Linked DNA regions of Homo sapiens: region 2 is linked to region 1. A link is a contact called in ENCODE Hi-C or POLR2A ChIA-PET data. All regions are on one chromosome and are shown on one strand. The core of a region is the stretch at or near the end of the contact, and the rest is flanking DNA. Distances in the headings are between cores, read along the strand shown. Region 1 holds the start of ZDHHC13 (zDHHC palmitoyltransferase 13). Region 2 holds the start of TSG101 (tumor susceptibility 101).

Evidence for each region. A loop is a pair of places that touch in the nucleus more often than their neighbours do. ChIA-PET counts read pairs that join two places held with the same protein, here RNA polymerase II (POLR2A). Pooled maps may share reads with other maps.
Region 2: a loop to region 1 is called in a map of CD4-positive, alpha-beta T cell, with 4 times the contacts of the local background. The contact joins the promoter of TSG101 here to the promoter of ZDHHC13 in region 1. A Hi-C loop is called at or near these places in 1 of 168 maps with a recorded cell type or tissue (CD4-positive, alpha-beta T cell) and 9 of 50 pooled maps. POLR2A ChIA-PET finds 5 or more read pairs at or near these places in 1 of 52 experiments (OCI-LY7).

What each region holds. Positions count from the first base shown.
Region 1 is chr11:19,115,918-19,119,136 of GRCh38, forward strand. It overlaps ZDHHC13 (zDHHC palmitoyltransferase 13), which reads left to right and starts at 1,251. Exons shown (of 17, transcript NM_019028.3): 1 at 1,251-1,359. The coding sequence starts at 1,333. RefSeq lists silencers at 981-1,220, 1,271-1,350, 1,441-1,670.
Region 2 is chr11:18,525,510-18,528,516 of GRCh38, forward strand. TSG101 (tumor susceptibility 101) reads right to left here and starts at 1,433. Exons shown (of 10, transcript NM_006292.4): 1 at 1,266-1,433. The coding sequence starts at 1,307. RefSeq lists an enhancer at 1,593-1,702.

The DNA.
Region 1 (3,219 bases), core at 1-2,500:
AATGACACGCCTGTACATCCATCCATCCATCATTCATTAAAATTGTGCTGAGCATTTTCCATGTCCCAGTGCTGTGTTAGACACTGGGAGTTCAGAGATGGATCTGACATGGTTCCTATCCTCAAAGGGTTTGGGCTTTTGGGGGCAAGCCAGGGCTGACGTGCCCAAAGGACACAGACACTAAAGCAATAGTAATACATCTACGATTTTATTGTATCATAGCAATATTTTCCATGGAAAACCCAGCACTTTGTTGGATTTCTATTTATTTATTTTATGATTTAGTATTATTTTTATAAAATAAGGAAGTCATAATGTTTTCAGATCGTTTTCAAATTAGCTTCTAAAGGTCTTAATCTGGTTCCACTTGGCAACAGACACATCTAAGGAACCATTACAAAGAACTGTGTTAAGTGCTGGGCTAGAAAAACCCCAGTGTTTACTCGGGGCTGAAGTAGGAGAGCCCCACTGCCCCACTGGAACGCCCCAAGGGAAGGAGCCATCCCTAATGCTTGCTTCATAGACCTTCAAGCTGGACAGGGCTTAAATGCCAGCTCCTCCAGTGCCCTCCACAAAGGGTCGTGGAGGTCAGGGGGGAGGTGCACTTCAAGTGGGAGGCTCTCGCCCACTCCCCCTCTAGCCTGCGCCGTAGAACTCATTTTTTGTTTCATTTGAGGAAACAGAACCTCAGGCGGTAGAGGTGACTTGCCCAAGATCACGCAAATGGAGTGGAAAACATTTAAATAGCTAACATCTATTGATTCCTTTTTATATGTAACGCACGGGCTGAGGGGCTTTACATGCGTTTTCTCATTTAATCCTCCTGATAATTCCATGAAGTAGGTACCCTTATTTTCCTCATTTCACAGATGAGAAAATTGAGGTAAAATAAGAGACTTTCACAAGGTCATTTAGCAATTAAGTAGCCAAGTCCAGATTTGCTCTCAATAGATGGTGGTTGACGTTGGAATAACAGTCTGATCCTGACCCTGGACGCACATCTGGGGCCCGTGGCACCTGGGGCAGGGAGGGGCGCTCGGTCCTGGGCTGGGGCTGGGGGAGCGACCGGCACGGGCGGGCCGGGGGTGGAGCCTCTGGCGAGCTGTTCACAGCGGGCTTCCCAGGAGGTGAGAAAGTCCCGCCCCTAGCCGATGGAGGGCTGGGATTGGTTCTCCGGGACCGATTGACGGCTCAGGGCACGAGCGGGGACCGCAGCGGCGGAGGTGAGGGCGCCAGCAGGAAGTGGGAGAAGAGGCGACCCAAGGCGGGCTGGCGGGCTGGCGGCAGTCGCTACTTGCCTAGTAGCCTCAGCCGCTGTGGGCTCCTGGGGAGATGGAGGGGCCGGGGCTGGGCTCGCAGGTGAGTGCGGCCGGGCGGTGGCTGTCCTGGGGGCCGGGAGAGCGGCTGCAGCTGTGGAGGAAAGGATGGTGTGGGTGAGAGGCCGCTCGATGAGGGGGTTTCGGGAGCGGCGGGGCCTAGGTCTGGGAAGCGGGAGCCTGGAAACACCACGAACGATGCTGGAAATTGTCTCTGAGGCGACTGGGAAGAAAAGGCGAGGACTGAGGGGTGAGGGCCCGAGCCGGCCCCTCCAGCCTCCATCCCTGGCCAGGGCGCCCCCTGGGGCCGGTACCCGGAGCCCGGCGGGGACCTCTGTGGGCCTGGGGAGGGGACGATGGCCCTTCCCGGGAGAGGTGTCAGGTGACACACCTGATTCGGACCCGCCCGTCTTGACGTTGGCCCGGAGTCGGAGCGGTTCTGTTGATTTCTTTTTCAGCCCTGGCGTCTTAGCACCCGCCTTCACCCCACCCAGTCCAGTTTTCGCTCCTGTTTCCGCATCCTTGCTTACTCCTTGAAATAATTAAGGCTGCTTGTTTAGGATGGAGGAAAGGGGCGTGGAGAGGGGAGGTACACCACAGCGATCTGCAGAATCTCAAAGGACAATATTCCGTGGAGGAGGTGTTATATAAAAGCCAGACGGAGGTCCAAAGAAGCCAGGCGGGCCAGTCGGAGAAGTTACAGGAGGTAGATGTTGTCTCCAAGAAAACAAGATTTTTGTGCTTTTTGCTTATGGCCCTTTCCTAGTGCCTAGAGTACTGACTAGTATATTGTAGACGTTCACTTAATATTTATTGAATAAATGCAGAATTTCCAGGTTCAGCCAGTTTTAGTGAGTGCATAACCCATGTCAGATGCTTTCATATGCATTATTTTATTCCAGAATTGAAGCATCCTTAAGAAGATATTATCCCCATATACAGATGAGAACGAACACTAAAGCTGTCTTCAGCTGGAATCAGTTAGGCGGTAGATTCTCAGTTTGGGATGATTGGATTACCTGATCTCTAAAAACGTTTTTCCAGTCCCGAGAGTGTTCCTCATGCTTTCCCTTTCCCTTCTTTCAGCACGATCTTGTGTAGGTTTAAGTGAGGGACAAGATGTCTGGGGAAATGTCAAGGTGTTCTTATTGGTTATTCTTGAATTTTAACAGAAAAAAAATAGTTCTCAGGCAGACTGGATTTTACCAAAGGGTGTTGAATCTTCACATGGAAACAGCGCCTCATTCTTTTTCTCAGAGAGGCTCAAAGAAAAGTTGGTAGGAGTAACTATTATGTCTTAATTACTGCCACTCATTTACAGAAGGCTTCAAGTGCTTAAAGTTCACTCTCTCATGCTGAAGGGAAGATTAGCCTTGTCCCAGTTCCATGGCCTATAGAGAGGGAGAGAATGATTTGGTGGTTGAATTTAGTAGGGAAAGGTAGAGAGATCATTGTCGTTGTTAATAATAATTGCTCTTGTTCACTTTTTCAGTAATGTGAAGACCTCACCTATATATACTGCTTTGCAGTTTGCAAAATACTTCCCCATTTTTGATCCTCACTATAATCCTCTGAGGTGGGGAGAAATGATTATTCTGATTTTAGAAATGAGAACAGAGGCTCAGAAAACTGGAATCACTTGCTACAAGTCAAATAGCTGCTAAGTGATAGAGCCAAGACTTCAGTCGTTCATTCAGCAAATGTGTTTTGAATGTCTGCCAGGCACCGTTTTAGGTGCTGTGATAAATTAGTGAACAAAACAGACAAAAACATTACTGCTCTCATTGAATTTGGTTCTTTTGATTCCAAGATCGGTGCTGTTGGATTTTTGCCAGGATTTGCCTATACAATCAGGTCTGCAGTTTCCTTTCTGACCTCATCTTTTTTTTCTTTTTTCAGACAG
Region 2 (3,007 bases), core at 183-2,682, 590 kb before region 1:
CACTCCAGCCTGGGTGACAGAGCAAGACTCTAAAAAAAAAAAAAAAAAAAAAAGAGTCATGGAACAGATACTCTTCAGTTACATACTATGTAAAACAATATACCGTTTTTTTCAAAAAGTGATATATAAAAGTTACAACATGGATCTTTACCTGGGTCACAATCTTCTATGGCTTCCCATATGTCTTCTATAACTAAGGATAACAAGTTTATCAAAACAAAACCAAGAAGCCTAAAATATACGATTACACAACCAATATATGCTTTATTTTGAAAGCTGTCATTTTCTCCTTAGAGATTATTTGGTCTTCAATCAAGAACTATGGGGGCGATTTAACTGGAAAAAGTCTGTTTTTAAAAAAGTTTTACACATAATAGTGTGTTTTATTAAAAATTGAAACCGCTTAAACCGCTGATTGCTACCATTCTTGCTTTGACAAAACTATCCCAAGCTAACACGTTGAACTGGTCAAGACTCAACTCTCAATCATTTTACATAGTTTTGGAAAATTACAACAAAACATAACAAAAGCCATTCCACTCTGGTGTGAGGTGCCACGTTTGAAGTAATTATATAAATAAATCATGGCTTTAAAATACAAAATGCTTAACTGCTTTTTTAAAAATTGAAAAAAAAAACACTAGTCTTGAGCCGTGAAGATCATAAATTAAGCTCAAAGCAAATAAATACGCGTTATAAGAAGCATACACTTAAAAGTAGTTACTCTTAGAAAATCCCTGAAATGGTAATGGTATGTATTTCACCTGGGGCAGTAAGGGACTGGTATTTTCGCTTCTTTTCTGGAGAATACAAAACTGAAAAGGCCACACTCTCTGCGGGTCGGCAAAAGAAAGGCTAAGACTGGAGGATCCCTAGATTGGGACAGGAGTAGAGGATTGCCTCAGATCTACAACTAAGTATGATCCCTTGTTTGTGTTTATAAAAACAAACGAAAAACTACACTGCCCCACAGACAGCTCCAAACTCAGTGGAAGAGAGGAGGGCGGGTGGGCGGCAGGTGTCAGGTAGCCTCCGCTCCACGCCTTTGTTGACTGTCGCCGTCCCCCACCCTCCCAGCTCCCGTACGGGGATTCCCGCACCAGGCGACAGGCGCCTCGGGGCGGGGTTCTGAGGAGGTCGCTAAGGACTGCACCGGGGCTTCCGGCCCGTCTGGGAAGCTTGCTTGGCTGGGCCGGGACGGACTCGACAGGGCGCGGAAGGGAGCGGTGGGCGCGCCCTGGGAGGCGAGCGCGTCGCAGCCTCACCTTGGACACCATTTTCTTGAGCTGGCTCTCCGACACCGCCATGACGGCCGCCTGGCGACTCCCTTCCCCGCAGGCAGAGGGTCAGCCGCTGCTGGGCTGCCCCAGACCGTCCCACACAATCGCACACCCCCAACCCGGCCTCAAACAACAGGAAGTCGGCACCACTACACCACTTCCGCTTCCACTACGTCACTTCCGGGCCGCCGTCCTGCGGGCAAGGGTGGACACCGTGTGGGATTGAGAGGGGCCTGGTGGGGTGGGTTCCAACCAACCCGCCCCTCGAGTGCCGGAATCAGCAGGACGAATCGGGTCCCAAAGATGTGGGCAAGACTGTTCCGAGGGTCGAAACTCTGGTTCAGGATAAGATTAGCAGGTATTTCACAGAGTCGACTTAAGGAAGCTAGTGCCGGAGAGGGAAGAAGTACGAAGGGCTTGCCAGTGAGCCTTAATGACTGATTGATCAAGTGGGAGGGCACTGCACTGGCGGTCAGAGAACTGTTCTGTCACTGACTTGCTCTTGTGATAATGGTAGGCTAGTGCATTTCTAGCTCAGGCGCAAATTTCTCCCGACTCTAAAGTCATACACTTGCCTTAGATGATGCCCAGTGGTCCTCTAATTAATGATTTTTTTTAAGCTTAAAGACCTTCATACTATACGTTGGCAAGGGTAAAGTGTAGAGCCTTTGTTTCACAAGAAGCCAGATAGTAATTTCTTCTCCAGGAAATCATTCCGTAAGTCAGAATTTCTCCTCTGTACCCACCCATAAATGATAATACAGGCCGTATTTTACCTGGTGCTGTATTTGTGTACCTGTCCGCTGTCAAAATCCAAGCCCTTGAAGGCAGGCTTCCTTCAGATCTTCATTGCCTTGCACAATGCAAGGGTAGGTACTTCCATCTTAATTGAATTTTTACTTCCCATAAAAATTCTTCATGGTGACTTACATTAGTCATCATTACACATCACCGTCAGTTTTGTAAGCACAGTGTCATTCAAGGTATTGTAAAATTTTGAGTTTGATGATGTGTGACAGTTTCAATTATTTTAGTACAGCCCTAATGAGAACAAGGCCGTAGTATTGATTCCCTTCAAAGTTGGCGTCTAAGTGAAGGTCACATTCACAAGGAGGGCCTAACTGAAAGCATGTGGAAGCATCATTATAAACTGTTGCTAACACGCACAAATAAAGGCTATTAATAGGTATTGTTTTTCTTTTTCTTTTTCTTTTTTTTTTTTTTTTGAGTCACTCTCACTCCATCGCCCAGGCTGGAGTGCAGTAGCACCATCTCGGCTCACTGCAACCTCCGCCTCTGTTTTTCAGCTCCTTAGTTAAGCATACAGCTCCAGTCAAACCAAACTAGAGGTCTGTCTGTCCTTCCATTTTACTTGCTGTTTTATGTCTTTTAAAAGCAAGAAGGTTTTCAAACTGTTCTTAAAGCCACGGCTTAACCAGGAGTCCCTTTAATTAGAGCAACTGTACCTTTGTGAGTTGGAGGAATGCCAGGTAATATATATTATTTATATATTTTATAAATGCAACATTTATAAATATTAAAATAAATTTTACATATATATATATATATATATATATATATATATATATTTTTTTTTTTTTTTTTTTTTTTTTTTTTTGAGACAGAGTTTTGCTCTTGCTTCCCAGGCTGGAGTGCGATAGTGTGATCTTGGCTCACTGCAACCTCTGCCTCCCGGGTTCAAGCGATTCTCCTGCCTAAGCCTCCCG